Linked DNA regions of Homo sapiens: region 1 is linked to region 2. Evidence: chromatin loops called from intact Hi-C (ENCODE). Cell type or tissue: HepG2. All regions are shown on one strand. Links, peaks and the distances in the headings refer to the core of each region. The heading gives the core; the rest is flanking DNA. Region 1 overlaps LOC105370456 (a long non-coding RNA gene). Region 2 holds the start of LINC00517 (long intergenic non-protein coding RNA 517).

The links. Peaks named below come from ENCODE experiments on the same cell type or tissue, not always from the same donor. Only the 100,000 strongest peaks of a DNase experiment are listed, where the experiment ranks them.
Region 1: it touches region 2 in a loop (15-fold over the local background); 3 of 110 quality-filtered maps call a loop at or near these places.

Annotation. Positions count from the first base shown.
Region 1 is chr14:38,012,864-38,022,168 of GRCh38, forward strand. All of the region lies in intron 3 of LOC105370456 (a long non-coding RNA gene), which reads right to left. Among named protein-coding and RNA genes, the nearest start is that of LINC00517, 120 kb to the left of the region's middle. In HepG2, for the core only: a CTCF peak has its summit at 3,835 (motif pointing left); a DNase peak (open chromatin) is centred at 3,838.
Region 2 is chr14:37,899,287-37,908,591 of GRCh38, forward strand. LINC00517 (long intergenic non-protein coding RNA 517) reads right to left here and starts at 2,838. Exons shown (of 2, transcript NR_135286.1): 1 at 2,730-2,838; 2 at 1-124. In HepG2, for the core only: a CTCF peak has its summit at 4,480; a DNase peak (open chromatin) is centred at 4,495; H3K4me3 peaks cover 282 bases.

The DNA of each region.
Region 1 (9,305 bases), core at 431-8,430, 110 kb after region 2:
TGCTGGGTTTTGAACTTGCATAGGGCCTGTAGCCCCTTTCCTTTGGGCAATTTCTCCCTTTTACTCAATTCCTATATCTCCATTGTATCCTTGAAGTAAAAAACTTGTTCTGAAGGGCCTTGCCTTGTCTCAGATGAGACTTTGGACTTTTGAGTTAATGTTGGAATGAATCAAGACTTTAGGAGACTGTTGGGAAGGCAAGACTGTATTTTACAATGTGAGAAGGACATGAAATTTGGGAAGGGCCAGGGGTAGAATAATATAGTTTGGATATTTGTCCCTTCCCAAATCTCATCTTGAATTGTGATCCACAATGCTGAAGGTGGGCTGGGTTGTGGGTATTTTTGGTCACGGGGATGGATCCCTCATGTTCTGGTGCTGTCTTCATGAAAGTAAGGTCTTGCAAGATTTTAAAAGTATGCAGCACCTCCCCACAACTCTCTCTCTCTTGCTCTTGCTTTCACCATCTGACATGCCTGCTTCCCCTTTGCTTTCTGATATGATTGCAAGCTTCCTGAGGCCTTCCCAGAAACTGAGCAGATGTCAGCACCATGCTTCTGTAAAGCCTGCAGAACTATAATCCAATTAAACCTCTTTTCTTTATAAATTTCCCAGCCTTAAGTATTTCTTTACAACAATGCAAAAATTTCCCAATACAGGAGGGGAGACTATAATTGTCCTTTGTGTAAACCGAAGGGCATCTGGAGGATTGGCACTGAGCATATGACAGTGACATCCAATGAAAGGTGGATGTAGAACCCAAACTGAATTGCTTTGTGAAGTGAATGGGAGGTGGAGAAGTAGACAATGAACAAAGACAATTCTAGAGGCTCAGTTGTGAAGAGAGAGAGAGGGGGTAATATGGTAATTACACAGGGATCAATGCCTGCATGTTTTAAAAACTAAGGGTAAAAATTTTAGTATAATTTATATATTAAGAAGATAGAGCCACTAAAAAGATGTTAATAATAGAGGTGAAATTAAGTGGAATGATAAGCAAGGAACACGAAAAGTAAAGGAAGGATGCAATCAAGAGTTCTGTCTGGAAGGATTAGTCTCAGGCAAGCTCATACTGAAAGAAAGAGAAAAGAAGAATGTGGAGGAGAGAAATACGTAGATGGAAGGAAGGGCGAAGATGGAAAGGCAAGCATCTTGAAAGGTGAGACTATGTCTTAGGTGTCTTTGAATTGCCACCACTCAGTGTGGCACTGCATGTGGTAGGCATGAATAAACATTTCTGCAGTTGAATTGAGCTCATGCCCAATGGCCTCTGTTCTCTCCATAAAGTTGAGGTTTTGACATTGAAGGGAATGAGAAGAACATAAGGTAAGGAAAGGATGGAAAGATAAAGCTATGGACTAGCTTTGTGGTATATAGAATAGATGCCATTGTCAGACAGATGAAGATGCTTTTCTTTTTATGCACCTTGTAAAGTATGTGCAATATGGAGAGGGAATTGTTTCATCCTCAGTGTGCAAAAGAAAAGAGTAATTACTTTTGTGCAGATAGGATTTTTAAGTCTCTATATTAGAAGTCTGTCTTCATTAGAAGTTTGTTGGGGTTCAAAAATGTTGCAGAGAAGATTTTGGACTTCAACTCTGATTTTACTCTCTCTTTTTTCTTTCTTTTCCTTAATTCCTTATATCTCACTGCATATTATCAATTTAGCTGATCCCTCTCTAGTCTAACCAGCAGTACCTTTACCCAAAGCTTTCAGAAATGTCCAAGGTTTAAACTCAAGGAGTCAGAGATGTTACTCTAAGGGTCACCTCTCTTCTGGAGAATAGAATATAAGAAGAACATAAGACAAAGCACAGATTTTTATGAAACATGATTGAGTGGAGCAAATGTAACACAGTTCTAAATTTACAAATAATCCTTAATGACCTTCTGCTAGATAAAGCAGCAGATTGGATAAAATGCATATTTCATGCTGTATATTTATAACTATTCATCTATATTCTGAAATGCAATAATGTTTCGAATATATTAATTTGAATATCAAATATAATGTATAGATATTCTGGTTACTGGGCACTGTTATTTCCTATGAAAGCAATGAAGGAAAGGTTATTAGATTTTTTAAGGCCGTTTTGCACATGTTTCCGTCACCATCATTCTGCCTAAAGCTTAAAATCTTTAGGACCCACATTTTTACTACAAAAGTAGTTTATATCCTTTGTATGCTGGTGAATTTCATGATCATGAGGTATCCTATCTATCTTTCTTTCTGTATTAGTCCATTTTCACACTGCTCATAAAGACATACCTGAGACTGAGCAATTTACAGAAGAAAGAGGTTTAATTGGACTTAGAGTTCTACGTGGCTGGGGAAGCCTCACAATCATGGTGGAAGGCAAGGAGGAGCAAGTCACATCTTATGTGGATAATGGCAGGCAAAAAATGAGAGAGCTTGTGCAGGGGAATGCCTCTTTTTAAAATAATCAGATCTCAGAGACTTATTCACTATCATGAGAACAGAATGGGAAAGACTTGCCCCCATGATTTAATTACCTCCTACCAGGTTCCTCCCACAACATGTGGGAATTCAAGATGAGATTTGGGTGGGGACACAGCCAAACCATATCATCTTTCCTATTTTATTCAAATGTTACTAGGAACTGATTAAATTCTAGAAAACAGTAAACACTCAAACATCACCTACTATATGAAGGCTTCCCTAGCCTTAACCAGCTATTGGTTTCTTCCTCTATCTGTTCCTGTAGCTTCGTGGTCTTTTACCCACCTATAAAAATCTATATAGTGTTTTATAGTTACATTTTGATTTTATTATTACCTTCTCTAGATTGATGTAAGGCAGAGATTATGTCATTTTTCTCTTTGTATCTTTTGGGAGACAATTTTCTTGGCATTTCTGCACATATTGCATCAATTTTTATTATGGACTGTATTTTCAAAAATGTTTGTATAGCAAACAACCTTGGAAAATGTAGTGTCTTACCCTACAACAGAAGGTAGACTTTCTTCTGGCTAGGATAATAAAAATATTTCCCTTGAGGCAAATGATTAGGAGGTATTCTAGCAATCTCCTTTAAAGGATGGAATTTCCTAAGCTCCAGGTTCCTCAGCTGTGACACAAATCCACTGTGGGTGCAGTATCCACCTGGGATGCCTTAATATCACTTGCATACAACTAAGAGGAGGGTGGTGATGGAGAAGGGAGATTGGTGTGAACATGAAGCTCATACTGCCCACTGTGCTGTGAGTAATCAAGTCCTTTTCTCTGACCCCAGAGTATCATGTCTTCTACAACATCCACGAAATGGGGCAGGCTTGTTAGCTTGCAAGTAAGGTAAAGTCTCAGACCTTCACAGTTCTTGGCAGTTTCTCTAATATATAGCATGTTGTCTGGAAGTGTAGGGGAATGAAGTAGATTTTCAGTTTTCGAGTACATTTAATCTAACATACTTTGATTTTAACTACAGAAGAGATATTTTCATCATTTTTTAAGTTACAAGCTGTATTATCTTTGTAAATTACTTAATCTGTCTATATCTCAGTTTCCTTATGTGTAAAATGGGAAAAATAAAAGTATTGGCCTTATAGGTTTGTGGTGGAAATGGAGATGTACTGACAAGACCCCTCTTCTAGGAAAGACCTGCCCAGCTGTAAAGACAATAGTCAGCAGACGGCCTCCATCAATTTGCCCTTAAGGTCTGCCTGAGATGCAGAGTCACATTACCTGAGATCATTCCCACGTTTGGGCAATCTGCATCCAGTAATGGTGCAGTGTGTTTATGGTTTTCATAAAGGATCAGTCATTTGGGTCCCATATGGGACAACTTTGTTGGGCAATGTAATTGCTTCAGAGCCCCCTGCTGGTTTGGCTGAGGCCTTGTCAGGCCTACACCACAATTCAATTTCTCTCTCAGGGCAATTGTGCTTCCTTTCACAAATTTCCCTTTCTTTTACAAGTTTTGATTCTTGACAGACATTCTCCAAACTCTGTCCTAGCATCAGCTTCTGGAGCACTCAAACTGCATCAGGGGTATTGTAGGTAGTAAGAGAGTAAGAGCACATCAGTCATTCAATGCAATCCTTGTATGCAGTTGGTATACATTAAATATTAGCTTCTTATTGTTATAATTAATATTATTATGATGATCAACTATATGGAACACCCTAAAAGCATGGTCCCTGAAACCCAGCATGCTGGTGCTCTCCAAAAGTGTGTTTGGTAAAGATGAAAAGGATAATTAAGTTACTAAAATCCTACCATAATGGGTGATAGTTGAAACAATCAGAGATATTCAATCTAGAGAAAGAAAGCTTTGGAAAGCATCTGGTAGCTGCCTGACAATACTCAAATAGCTGTGATCTGAAAGTGAGATTAGACTGATTCTGAGGGAACCCAGAAGTGAAGACAGGGCCTTGCTGACCTGCATAGCCTCAGGACACTGTTCCCTGCCTCTATGCCACTCTGTCTCCAGCCTTGGCTCAAAGAAGCCCATGTGCAGCGTGGCCCACCACTTCACAGGGTGCAAGCTGTAAGCTTTGGTGGCTCCCGTGTATTTTTTTACAGCAATGCAAGAACAGACTAACACACCTTCATTTTAAAAGTTGCCCAAGAAGAGACGGGCAACTTTGTCAAGGAGTCAAATTGCTTTTGGGCTGTGGGGGAGGAGAATGGTGCTGTAACCCTTGATAATTTTAAGTTTGAAAGTTATTAAACTTAATCATATGTACTGGGGTAGCCCTCCCTGGCCCCTGAGGTGAAACTTACTGGAAGAAAAGTCACGTTCTTTATTCCAAAACTGTTAACACAAGCCTGTCAAAAGGTCCTAGAGAGCTAGCTCAAAGCACAGCCTATGGTGAACTCAGCATTTCTTTCATTATAAGGTGGTCTGTTAAGAGTTTGAGTGGGTGTGTGCTTGTGTGTGTGTGTGTGTGTGTGTATGTGTATATGTGTGTGTCACAGGAGAAGATAAGAATCATATCTTTTTACCCTGGGTTAATGTAGTTACACATTTTCTCTTCCCTCAATTCATGACAATGTCCTGTATCCCCTGTAGTTCTGAAGGTGCTGTGCTGTTGACAACACCCTGGTTATGGGCCTCTCCTCTGTGGACGTGGGCAGGCTATGTGGACAAGCTAGAGAGGATAGTTTCATCATCTGCAGCCAGTTCCAGTTGGTATCAGGGTCAGCTTCTTTGTGGCTGTTTGGATGGAGCAAAGTTACACATAATAGATGTGAATTTATATATGTGTGTTTGTGTGTAGAGAGGGTTGGTGGTAGATGAAAGGATGTATTGTCAAAATAGATATTTCCAGTCCATATCCAAAACTAATTTTTTGTGTCAACATAGGGCCTTATCAAAAAGCCCTTTTGTGAGTTTTCTGAACAAGGATATTCATGTTTTCAGCTGAACGTACTGCTAGGAAAGTCTCCTGAGGTGCAAGGACAGCAGGATATTTCAGGCTATAGTAAATGGCCCACTCTCCTTTCTTTGGTTATATTAATTTGAGAGACTACTCTTGGGTAGTCATTACAAGGTTGTAACACAAAGGATTCAGTCTCTTAGGGAAACTTTTTCCAGTTTCCTATAATGCTTTATGTGGGGAGACCAGAGGTAGTTGTAACACTGAGAAGAGAAAATTTGCCTTTTTCTGCTCTCTCCTGAGAAACTATCACCAAAAAGCCTGGTTTCTATGGCAGCTCACGCCTGGATCACTACAGTACTGCCAGACTCTGATTTTTGGCAGCAACATCAGCAAATACAATTAAGAATGATACATGTCAAGGGGTTGATGAACCTTTCCAGTGTCTTTTCTGTAAGTCACTAATAACCAGAACTGGCCTTTCCTGTTTGAATAAATACCACTGGCCTTCAATGATTTATTACGAAAAGGGAGTGAAACACTAGCAAGAAAAGTAAGACATTCTCTGGATAAGTGGGAGGAGCTCAAAGTGGATTAATTTGAACATTAAGGGGAATATAACCTTATTTTATGAAGTATAGTATGCCAGATAATATTGATTAGGATAAGCTAGCTCATGAAAAAGTCAGGATCATGCATACCATGACATAGGAAGAATCCAATGAGCCTGACTGGATTTCCGTCAAGCCAGATTTCAGACCCAGATTAATATCAACTGCCTTATCAGCAATACTTCATGGGTTTATAGCTCCTTTGTTAGTTTGGGAGTCTTATTCAGGTGTTGAGTGATCCTCTCTAAAGGTGAGACATTCAGCCACAAATTCAATAAATTTCAAGTACAAATATATTTGTTCAAAAATCTCAGCCTAAAAGTCTGCTGGGATGATGAGGAACGAAAGACACAAGGACTTTATTTTGCTAAGCCTAGTGAAAAAGGAAAATGCAAGTTCTCCAGATAGTAATGACATCCCCAATGAGCACTTCAACTACAAAGGAAGCAAAACTGAGTTAAAATTCATATGTCTGCAGGGGCTGATCATGAGACCGTTTGTAGAAAAGCTGGAACAGAAGATGCTGTTTAGCTCTACCTGTAAGGGTCTTGCCAGACATTGTATAAACATTTAACTCAAGGAGGAGCAAGAAATAGTGCCCATTATCTTCTGTGATAACACAGCATCTGATTACTTGTTCTCTCAGATACCCTGCAGTTCAGAGTATTAATTTCTCTATACCTTGAAGTGGCTGATAGCAATATCTTTCAGGTCTTTAATTAAAGGCTAAAAGCTGATTCTAGAATCTCTCCATTGTCTGGAGCTATTCTGATACAAACTCAACTTGCCACAAAGAATCTCTGAAAAAAAAAAAAAAGAAAATGAAAGAGAAAATAGTTGAAAAGAAAAATACCAGGTATTTAATTCAATCTCCATTAAGCTTTCCCTTCACATATAATCTTTGAGTTAGACAGTTCCTCTCCCATAAGGATAACACTTTCTTGTCACTAATCCCTGGATAACACAAGTCAGGGGAAACAGGAAATAGATACAATAATAGATTCGAGTCTCTGGATTTTTCATTTAGCCAATAGTAAGGTAGGAAAGTGGCCAGATAAAAAAATAAAACAGCACAGACAGAAAATATCTATTTGTCCATGGAGAGAACACAAGCACTTGATGGACAGAAGCCCAGAATATACAGGATTGTTTTTTCACACATAAAGCAATATTTTAAATACTCTGTGGTGTATTCATTTTAACTTAATCGAGCAAATGCAAATACATTAAAGAGTCCCATAGCAGCACTATTTTTAATAGCAACAAACAGAAAATAACTTGTTTATACTGTGACTATTATTTAGATATTATAGGTCACTAATTATTTAGATCAGGGGTCAATAAACTATGTTTTGTGGGCCAAATCCCGCCTATAGCCTGTTTTTGTCAAGTTTTATCAGAGTACAGCCATACCCATCAGTTATGTATTATCAATGGCAGAGTTGAATAGTTGTGACAGAGACCAAATATTTCACAAAGCCTGAAATATTTGCCATATGATTCTTTACAGAAAAAAAATCTGACAACCAGCAATATAAATGGTTGCACATATATTCAATGGAACACTCTGTTACAATTAAAAGAATGTAAAAGGTTGGTATATAACAACATAAAAAGATATCGATATCAAGAAAAAATGATTCAAAACAGTGTGTATGTAAGTATTTTCAGATTCCGTTTGCCTAAAAACAAAGCATATGCATATGCATCAAACTTCTGAAAGCATATACACACACAAAAATTTAATAATGATTACCTCTGGTGAATGAAATTAGGAAGTAGGACTGGGGAGAGGGAGAATGAAGAAAGGAGGGAGAATGAAGAAAGGAAAGAGGGAGAAACATTTATTTATATTTAATATCCCTCTATATCATCACAAATTTTAAAATGCCCATGTTATATAATTGAAAATAAACTAAAATGAGAATTATAGAAGCAATAGGAATTTAAGAATATTTTATTTGTAGAATGAATGAATGTAATTCTCAATGATATAATGCCAATTTTCTTTTCTTATGAATGTTTTTGTTGAATGTTTATGTAATATTTCCTGTGTCTTTGACTAAGAGTATGTGTTATCTCTTGCTTAAATATCTATCTGTGATTTTAGTATCACTATTTGCTTTAGATGATTACAACTTACCTCTTCATTAGTGAAGTGAAAAAAATCGCTAAGACATTTTATAACATATTTTTGCTGTGAGGAATTTCACATAATAGTGTTGTTTTCCAATATGATTTATAAAGCGCTATCTTAAACCTCTCGAGTTTTCACACAAATTTAACAATTTTTGGTGTTTCTAATTGTAGAGAAAGATGTTTGATTTGGGACAAATTATTTAAATATTTCATGATTTCTTAATTTGCAGCATAGAAAAATGTTACCTACCTTACCACATAAAATTTTTGTGTTAAGAAGGTTTTTAAGGGTTCCATAAATTATCAATTATTTCAAATATATTTATTTTGGCACAGTTTTAGTGCAATCAAAATGTGGACAGTCACAAGAAGATTTTTGATTGTAAGTGAGTAAGGAATCAATTAAAACAGTGTTCTAGAAGAACTGTAGTCTTGAATTTTAGACTCTTAGACCACAAACGAACCTGGAAAAGTCACACATAAACTGTACAAAATTAGATAATATGGGCTTCAAACAAAAACAACAGCAAGCTCTCTTTCGGTATGAAAACTCTACTTTTTTTTTTTTTTTTTTTTTTTTAAAGAGCCAGTCCTTGTTTTCTTGTCTCTAAAATGTGGATGGTTATACTGTATCTGCTTGCCAAATTCATAGAATTCTTGTGAAAATTAAATGGATTAATTTATGCTAGAGAAATCTATAAATTATAAATCTCTGTACAATAATTTTTCAAAATATGGTATGCAGATAATTTTCAGGGGGGTGACAAAATTTTTATGTTTTAATGATTACATATCTATATTTACTTCTTGTTTATGATGAGTGATATGCTACTTTTATTGTAGCTTCCTTTGAAATTAATGTATGGAGGTAAAAATGTGAGTCAACTTAAAAGAAAAGAAAATTACTAATACTATAGGTAAAATGTGGATATGACAAAAATCGTGATGATGGTATGTGCACAAGCGAAGTTCAGAAAACATTGCATTGTGAAGATATAAATTTGATTTAGATTTTCATATTTTAGTATATGGTTCTCAACTGGCATTGTTTAATTTGCTGTGGTTGCAAACATATTGTGTTAAAACAAGACATATGGAGCTCTTTTACAGCAAAAGAAGAAAGAAATGAAGAAACAGATGCCTGAAGCATTTGGGAAAGTAACTCCACTGCAGCTGAAATACTGGATGTTGCAGGGTCCATTGTCCCAAGTTAGT
Region 2 (9,305 bases), core at 805-8,804:
GCTTTCCATCATCTGAGCAGGACATCATGTAGAGATCCCCTAAGGCATGAAGGGGATTGCTAGTGTTGTAAGGACCTTCAGAGTCTTGGAGATGAGACAATTCAAAGCTCCTGATGCCATAAGTCTGCAGAGAGATAAAAGACATGTAGAGAGCTGACCAGAGCCCATCTGGGATGGCAGTTCCCTTTTCCTCTTAGCTGCTTGGAACCTCTTGTGCCCTGGAGCTCCCGGCAAAGCAGGCTGCACTCTGCCATGTCAGCCCCAGACTCCCAGCCTCTGCTTACCAGATGGGGCCCTTCCCATATGGTGTCCCAGCCAGACAAAAGCTTCTAGGCTGTCCTGTCCAATACAGTAGTCCCTGGCCAGCTGTGGCCATTTAAATTAAAATCAATTAAGATAAAATAAAAATTCCAGTTCCTCAGTTGCACTAGCCACATTTCAAGTGCCCGGTAGCCATTCGTGGCAAGTGGCTATCGAATTGGATTGCACAGGTCTAGCTCATTCCCACCATCACAGAATGTTCTGTTGGACAGTGCTGCTCTAGAATGTGTATGTAGAAGTCACCACAGACAGATGGATTCACCAGTGAAAAGCTTCCAGCAGGGAAAACACAGGTAAGAGCCCCTGGGATTTATCTTTTACCAAAGCTCCCCAGGTGGTGACAATCTTTCCAGTCTCACTCTAACCCTCAAAGGAGGAAAACCAGAGTTTCCTTCCAGCCTCCAGCAATGCCTTCTAGGTCACTATTATTTGAAGTCCGATCTGTGGACCAATAGTGGTCTGTGAACTGTTTGTATTGAGGTTGAGAGTAGGCATTTAGAAACTTACAGAATTTTTTTTTGTCATTGCCATGACATCCAAGCATGTGGTCAGGTGACTTGTCTCCCTGAAGAGTATCTAGACCAATTCAGGGTTTGGAATTCGGCAGGCACAGTAGAACCAAGTTATTTACAGCAGGTGATATTTTAAAATTAATTGGTAAACTCAAATCTAAAAGTGTATAAAATCCAAAATCCACTGCTTTCATTAAAATAACACAAATTTAACTACAACTTTACAGGATAAATTGTTGTGAGTTGCTACTGATAAGGATAAAAGAATAAGGATTCTTTTATTGAATAAGGACAAAAGATTAACAAGGATAGAAGTTAAGTTTTGCAAATGTAGTGTCACTTGCTTCATTTTAGATAAAAGTTGACAATGAATATTCTGATCTTGCTCAGATGCCTTTAAAATATCTTATTCTGTCCTTGCCAACATACCTCTGGTTAAGACTTGTTTCTCTACTATCAGTTTTATTAAAAGAAAACATAGAAACTAGATACCTGTCATGCCCTGTAAGCAGTATTGTTGCCAATTCAATTTGATTTAGATAAGTTAATAAGCAAGAAACAAGTTCCTTTGTAACATTAGAAACCTTAAATGTTGATATGTATAGTGTTTGTACAAAGTATCTACACAGTACTTACCACAGAGACCATTATTTCTTTCATAACTTTTTGTTTTCATTGCACAATGAGTAAAAGCGGCTAGTATAATAAGCATTTTCTATATTAATCTGTAAACATACTTTCAATGAATCATTCATATGGTTTTGGGATTCTTTTATTTTATCCCATGCTGTTTGTTTTGATTGTATGTATTAAAATTTATTTCTATGTGTATTGAATCTAATAACAAAAGATTGGGGCTTATATTTCATATGTTTTTACTTTTGTATTTCTTTTTTTCTAGTAATTCATTTATATAATGTTTTACCAAAAATGTCTGCAAAAGATTAAATTAAAAAAATAGTCATTCAACCACAGATGATTTGAACAGCATGTCTACACTGGACCAGGTTGCTTTGCTGTTCTTTCCTGGGAGCAGCTCGCAGGAGATGCCTGGAAGCGGGCTGGCTGTGTCCTCAGGGCTGAGTTTGCAGACTGCCGGTTTAAAATGGAGATCTGCTGAGCCATTGTGGAAGAAAGTTCTCAGGACAATTCCTAGTTCAGCAAAACTGTGGGCTTAGAAGGGAGCATGGCAGGGAAGGGAGTGATAAAGCAAAATATTCAGGTGGCAGGGCATAATTATATTATTTTAATTTAGACACATTAATAGAGCAATACAGATCCAATTATCAGCAAGATTAATAAACACAGCTTAAGTTTCCAATTAGTGGAGGTAGAGATGGAGGTGGAGGGGTGATGAAGGCAAGGGAATGAAAAAAATGTGACCAAGTCAGCCAACGTAAGAAAATAGAAAAGAGGAAATAACAATAAAGAATAAGGAATAGTAAACCTAAAATCAGATGAAATGGCAAGGCATGTGCATCTCTTTTCATGTAAGATATGAATGGTCTAAAATCATCAATCAAATAACAGAAAACTTCAGATTGAGTTCAGAAAATATTACACTATCTGTTGCTTATAGATATTTCACACACCACAAAGTGGCCAAGAAAGTTTGAAAAGTTCTTGTAGATGTGTGACAGTCATGCAGTATGCACTTCATATAGCTGTTTATTATTTAATTTTATGAGGGATGTTGACCAGCTGTGGTTTTAGAGAATTAAACTGGGCTTGGATTCATGCTAAAGGAAATAAACAAACTTATGGAGAAAAAGACATCACTATCTTTTCATGATTCTCACTGGGAACATTGTTCTGCTAGAAGTGGAGAAAACAGGAGAGACAGAAGGAGAATCAGTCTCTTTAGGATATGTCTTGCCAAGAGGGCATGTTTCCTACCAGTTGGATGGAACCCTGTGGTGGTGGCGGTGGCTAGGCAGCTTCCTGGGAGCACTTCTTCCTGCCGTTCTCCTTACAACCCACCAGGAGCCTGTCCTGGCGGGCGCTTTAGAAGGCAGGACTGCCTTGGGATGCATTGGGTTTTTCCACCCACACTAGTTCCCGCCCTTTGGGGACAGGAAAAGGCAGTTGGGATCCAAATAGACTGATTACTCTCTTTTATGGAATTCCTCCAGATACAACAGTAATTCAGTTCACATTGCTCATCAACGTGCAGGCCACATGTCTCTGGATGGTCCCTGTATATTTGAACATTCTTCACTTGCTCTGATGTTTTCCCCAGCTTCCAGATGTTCTTGGGAGATTACAAAACAGACAAGAATAGAAATTGAAAATTTTGAAAGCATATTTTAGTCTCTATATAATATAAATTTAGCGTAAGTCAAGCTAAGAGATTAAACCTGATGTGCATAAGAGTATTTTCTTTGGATGCAAATGTAGAGGAAAAACACACATTTGATGTTGGAAACTAAGTATGCTTATTTTCTGTTGGCCTTTGCCTTGAACCTAGTTCTGTAATGGGCACATAGCAGATATTCAATACATCGTGTTAAATTAATGTCATTTAGCAAAGTGAATTTTATCCACAAACTTTTGTCATAATAAAAACATGATTCGGAGTTGTTATGTGGTCTGATCCACGAAGAAGAGCTAAAATTACAATGCTGAGCTAAAAGTTGAAGTGAAATGTACCCAGTTAGAATCATGTAAGCAAACAGGGTTATTAGTACTAGTAGTACTTGAAAATGTGAGTGGAAGACTAAATGACAGAGATGTTTTGCATTGACTTTCATGTTTTCTCCTCAAGTCCAAGATACATTGCACTAAAGGTTGGAGTTCCAGTCATGTAGAGTGAAGACAGGTCTTCATATTAAACACAGCTAGAGCCTAAATGAGAAATAAGTTCCCTTTTCATTGAAACAACTGAACATTTTCTTTCTGAGTTTGCCAATTGTAGATGGTTGGTGGGCAAGAGAATGTATGCTTTGAACATTATTGGAGTTGTTGTGTGAGCATGAGAGAGACTCAACCTTGTCAATAGAATCAGTTTGTCCCCACTATCCTAGCCCGGATTATTACCTACTCTATTCTCAAGATGTAATCAAAAGAGAAGATACCTCTAGCACAAAGCCACGACCATCTGTAGACAGATGATGCAGTGGCCTTTGAACTGGTGGTGACCAGAACAGTAGCCTCATGGGAATGAAAGTGTTTTTATAACACTGTGCCATATTACCTCTGTTTTTTGAAAGACTTCAAGAATATATGTAAGACAGTTCTTATAAATTTTCATCATTTATGGGTGGTGTCCAAACATTTAGACATTTGGAGTTTATCTTGTTGGTATGCATGCATTAATACCCAGGGACCTGCAGGAACCAAATTCTAGATGTGCATTTTTCACTCTTACGCTACTCTTAGAAATATTTTGAGCTTGTCATTGTCTGGCAGATGCAGGGAACATGGGCATGGAGAGTTCCGAATACTGATGCTGTGTTGGAACTTAGTAATTCCCTCAGGAAATGTTGGGTCCCTCCCAATCTCCTGCCATCTCTTTTACTGCCCTTAGCTAAGTCCATCACACCCCTTGCTATAATCCTGGGCAATCTCTATGCTGAGAAAACTCTTCTGACGCCATTCGCGGGCTTTCGTCTGTGTTCTTCCTCGATCATACACTTGGCTGTAAAATAATATTTTACCATGAGGTGTCGCTGTCTAACACATAATGTAAGCAATAAAGTAAAATAATTTCAATTTATTTTTAAAAATCACCTGATTGATACTGTAACACATTAAATATGTAGATTTTGAATTTTTTGCTTTAGATAAGAAATTCAGACAGAAAAAACTGGCAAATCTTCAGTTGGAATTTTTTAAGTAAATAAAATGTCGAAGTTTATTTTATTTACTGGAAAGATTGCTAAGGAAAATCCAAGTCTTTTAGGTTGTCATTCTGAGCAATCTCTGACTTATTTCAAATCTACATTTCCGAAACTGTTTCTTTTGATAAAGAAGAAATCTGTCTTTAAGTACACCACACACCTTAGTCATATTGTGCTGTTTGTCACTGTTTGGATATTTGTATACTTTTCCATGCTATCTCATTTATTAGGAATATTCTTCCTTCACCCTCCAATGTTATCTGTTTAAAACCTACTTACTTTTACAAAGAAGCTTGGATACTAAGTTCTCTTAGTCCTCTATGAAAACTTTCTTAGTATTTTCAAATGGAAGCACTTATCCCTACTTTTAGGTCTGTATGCCTTTTCTTTACCTTTTTTTTTTTTTTTTTTTTTTGAGGCAGGGTCGTACTCTGTCCCCCAGGTTGGAGTGCAGTGGCGTGATCTCAGCTCACTGCAATCTCCACCTGCCAGGTTCAAGTGATTCTCGTGCCTCAGGCTCCCAAGTAGCTGGGACTACAGGTGTGCGCCACCACACCTGGCAACTTATTTTTTTTTATTTTTATTTTGTTGGTAGAGATGGGGTTTCATTATGTTGCCCAGGCTGGTCTAGAACTCCTGGGCTTAAGCATTTCACCAGCCTCAGCCTCCCAGTGTAGATCTCTATGCCATTTTATTGTGCTTTTTATGCAGCATTTAGTAAAACACTAGCTCAAACAATATTCGTTCCTATTTTATCATGAAAGTGATGATGAATGATTATGATGTAATGACCACAAAGCCTAGAACAGTGCTTAAAGGTTAGTAAATGTTAGTGATGTTAGTTAAGTAAGTGAATTAATAATTTAAAACAACAGACAGAGGAAGATTGAATTCTAGTTGACTTTCGAAGCATTGCTAATTTACTGGGTGCTGGAGACTGGCCATACAATACTAATTAAAGAGTAATGATCAATGACAGTATCTAAATATATAAAGAAATGCATTCTATGCCGTGCTGTAGGAAACCAATCAGAACAATTGATTTACTGTCCATGATAATTGATGACATGAGAAAGTAAACAGGTCATCAAAGTGTTAGCAACTCTCTTTTGGGCTTCTAGCTTTTTAGCCCTGCTCTTCTGCACAAGTAAGAACACAGTTAGAAACATGATATATACCCTGTCTGTATTCAAGTCAGGAAAAGTGTTCCCTTTATCCATCATATTGGTGATAAAAATAATGTGGTACCGACAATACTGAAAGGGGAGAACAGAAAGTCTATCAAGGTAAAAATTAAGGAGATTGGAGTTTGAACTCACTCTTTAGTAACTCAGTCTATTAAAGAGAGATGAAGATCAGACTTATTGGAGTTTGAACTCACTCTTTAGTAACTCAGTCTATTAAAGAGAGATGAAGATCAGACTTATTGGAGTTCAAACTCATTCTTTAGTAACTCAGTCTATTAAAGAGAGATGAAGATTAGACTTACTTTTTTCTATCACTATTGGTCTTTGTGATTATTACTGGTAAGCTTGTTTGCCACCCTACTTAGCGCTCGAATGGAAATGGGCTATTTCAGTTACAACCCTCAGAAAAATCCCCTCCAAAGGTTGGTAAGCTGTCCCAGCAAGCAGAGATTCTACAAATCCTGATAGTCCCAAACACTCCATCCAGAACTAGCTGCCTATACTCATTGAAACCTATCCCCAAAATTCTGGTGCAGTATTGAGTCAACTGGCTATTATTTTAATTTTTAAAGTTATAGGAAATCATTTATAGAAATTAGAGCAGCTATACATTTTGTTTGATCAAATTACCCAGGACAGACCAAAATTTATGCATACTTTTGATGTATTTTCATCTTCTTTTAATGCTCTTCCACATTAAAGATTCTACTAAAAATAACTTAAAACAACCTTACAAAATCTAAAACACATACAAAGATTTCTAATGTGTGGTGATGACCAACCAGTGACATCTGATTCACCCTCTAACCTTTGCATTAAGATACTCACAAAAGTACATGGAGTTGCAGAGGCATAGTGTCATGGAAAATGTAAAAATACTTTTTTGACTTAGCAACATCTTGGGGAATTGCTTCTAACTGTCATGTGGTTGATCAGGAACCTTGATCTACGTATTACCAACAAGGAAATAGTGGGAAAAGGTAACCACCCATCCCTTTTGCTGTGTCCTATCTTAACTAACTGCTAGAATTTAGAAAAGTCTTCCCCATACTGCCCCACGATCACTTTCTAATGTGTTGAAAGCTATTCCTTTTCCCTAGTCAGAACCTGGAGAAAATCTATAGAATGCATGTAAACTATTAGCTTGGGGCGCTTTTTGTGCCTCAGTGTTTGAGTACCAGTATGCCAGATAGGAAGAGTGAGAGGCAGGTTTACAAGGCAAATGGAACCAAGAAGGTGTTTCAAGCTTCTGGGCTCCTCAGAGAGGATTTTGCAAAGAAGTTAGTGAGGAGTTTTCTCTGAATTGGACTGTGAGACAGGTATAAGTTCCTTTCCCATTTGGGGTGGGTCGCGGGGGGTGGGGGCTGTCACCTTCTAACCCTGCATCTAGAGAGGGAGGTTCAAGGGAACTGCACAAGGTGTTTGAAATGTGTTCTTTGTAGCTGGAAGACAGGGAGGACTGTGTCACAGGCATATCTGAGGAAGCTAAAGTGATTGCAAACCAAGATATCAGAGAGTAATATGAGTTTATGATTTTAAATATATGTGTACACACAGTTGGACAGATACAGAAATAAATTTAGATGTGTGAGTACACACACACACACACACACACACATTATTTAGCTATGTATTTAGTGAGGGCCTAGAGCCAATTATTCCCTAGTAGCAATGAGCACAGCAAGGACCTAGATCTTGGTTTCTAAGTACCATTATCCATTACAAATGGAACAGGGCTCTTTGGAGAAATCATTGTGTTCAGGTCTAGAGCAGGAAAAATACAGAAAGCATGAAACATCTTATGGCACTAAAAGCAAATGAAGCATGAAAAAGACAAGGATATGCCACAAGGATCTCCCAATGGACAAATCTAAGGGACTTTAACCAACAAAATATATAATGAGAATAATGGATTATAACCCATATAGAATAAGATAAAAACTCATGCATCCATACTTATATAAAGAAATAAATGAGGTAGAGGAGACTGCTCTTTATTGCTGTAGAAATGTAATTAGTAAGAGAATGGAAAGGTAAGCCATAGAGTAGAAGAAGGTATTTTGCAATACATATATCTGATGACGGATTAATGCCCATAATATATAAAGAACTTCTACAAATCAATGAGAAAAAGACAAACAACCTAATAAAAAATAGGAAAGTCCTTGAACAGACACTTCACAGAAGAGGATATTTAAAAGGCCAATAAGCACGTGAAACAGGAAAATATCACTAGACACCTACAAGAATGGATACATTTTAAAAAATTGACAATACTAAAAGTTCGGATTTGGAGCAAGTGAAGCTTTCATGCACTGCTTAGAAAACTGTTTGGCAAAAGCTGCCAGAGTTGTATATAAACATACTTTAAAACTCAGTATATATGCGCCAAAAGACACGTTTATAGCTCCAAACTGAACACAAACCAAATGTATACCAACAGGAAGAAAGGTAAATAAATTGTGACATATTCATAGAGTGAAATACTATAGAGCAATGAGAATGAACATTTCTGGCCGTTTATAACATGAACGGATCTCAAAAACATAATCTGGAACAAAGGAAGCTAGACACAAAAGGATACATAAAATATAATTCCATTTATATAACGTTCAAAAATAGGTAAAACTAATCTGTGGTGATATAAGGCAGAGTAGTAATTACTTTTGAGAACAATAAATTATTGGAAAGAGGCACAAAGAGGGTGGCTGAAGTGCTGATAATGTTTTAGTTTTCATCTTATTGTTGGGTACAAGGATACTACGTAAAAATTCAAGGTGCATATTTAAGATTTGTAAACTTTTCTCTGTATATTATATTTCAATTTAAAAGTTTACATTAAATAGGAAAAAACAAAACACCAAACCAAAGGAATAGTGTGGGACTGTTGTCTTTTTAGTACATCATAAATCATGCTTGTTCAATATACAGGTTTTTTATACTTACACATAGATGCACAGACACACAGATAGATCTAGATTCTATCTGTCACATATCTATCTACCTAGATCTATAGATATACCAATATTAATATAGCTATATTGATATACAGAACTATCTATAGATCTATCTATTTATCTATCTAGAGAAATACTCTGGGTGCACATAAAAAGACGTGTATAGGATCGTTATCTAGAGATCAATGCAATTTCTAGTAACGGTCTGACATTAAGACCAGGTCTCATGAAGTCTCTCAGACAAACATCTAGAGGGGCTATGTTCATCCATATTCAGTCAAAGGCTTGAGACAGGGACACTGGGTAGGAGTAAAGGGATGACTGCTTTTCCTATCTGGCAATCACCAGATGTGGTTAAAATTTCTCCTTGTTCAAAGATGCATAAACAAGGAAAAAAACACCAAATGAAATCCTTTAAAAAGCTCCATATAACATAAAAGTAGGGACCCACTGCTACAAAGTACTGTTAAAAAATATGCGTGAAAGTTC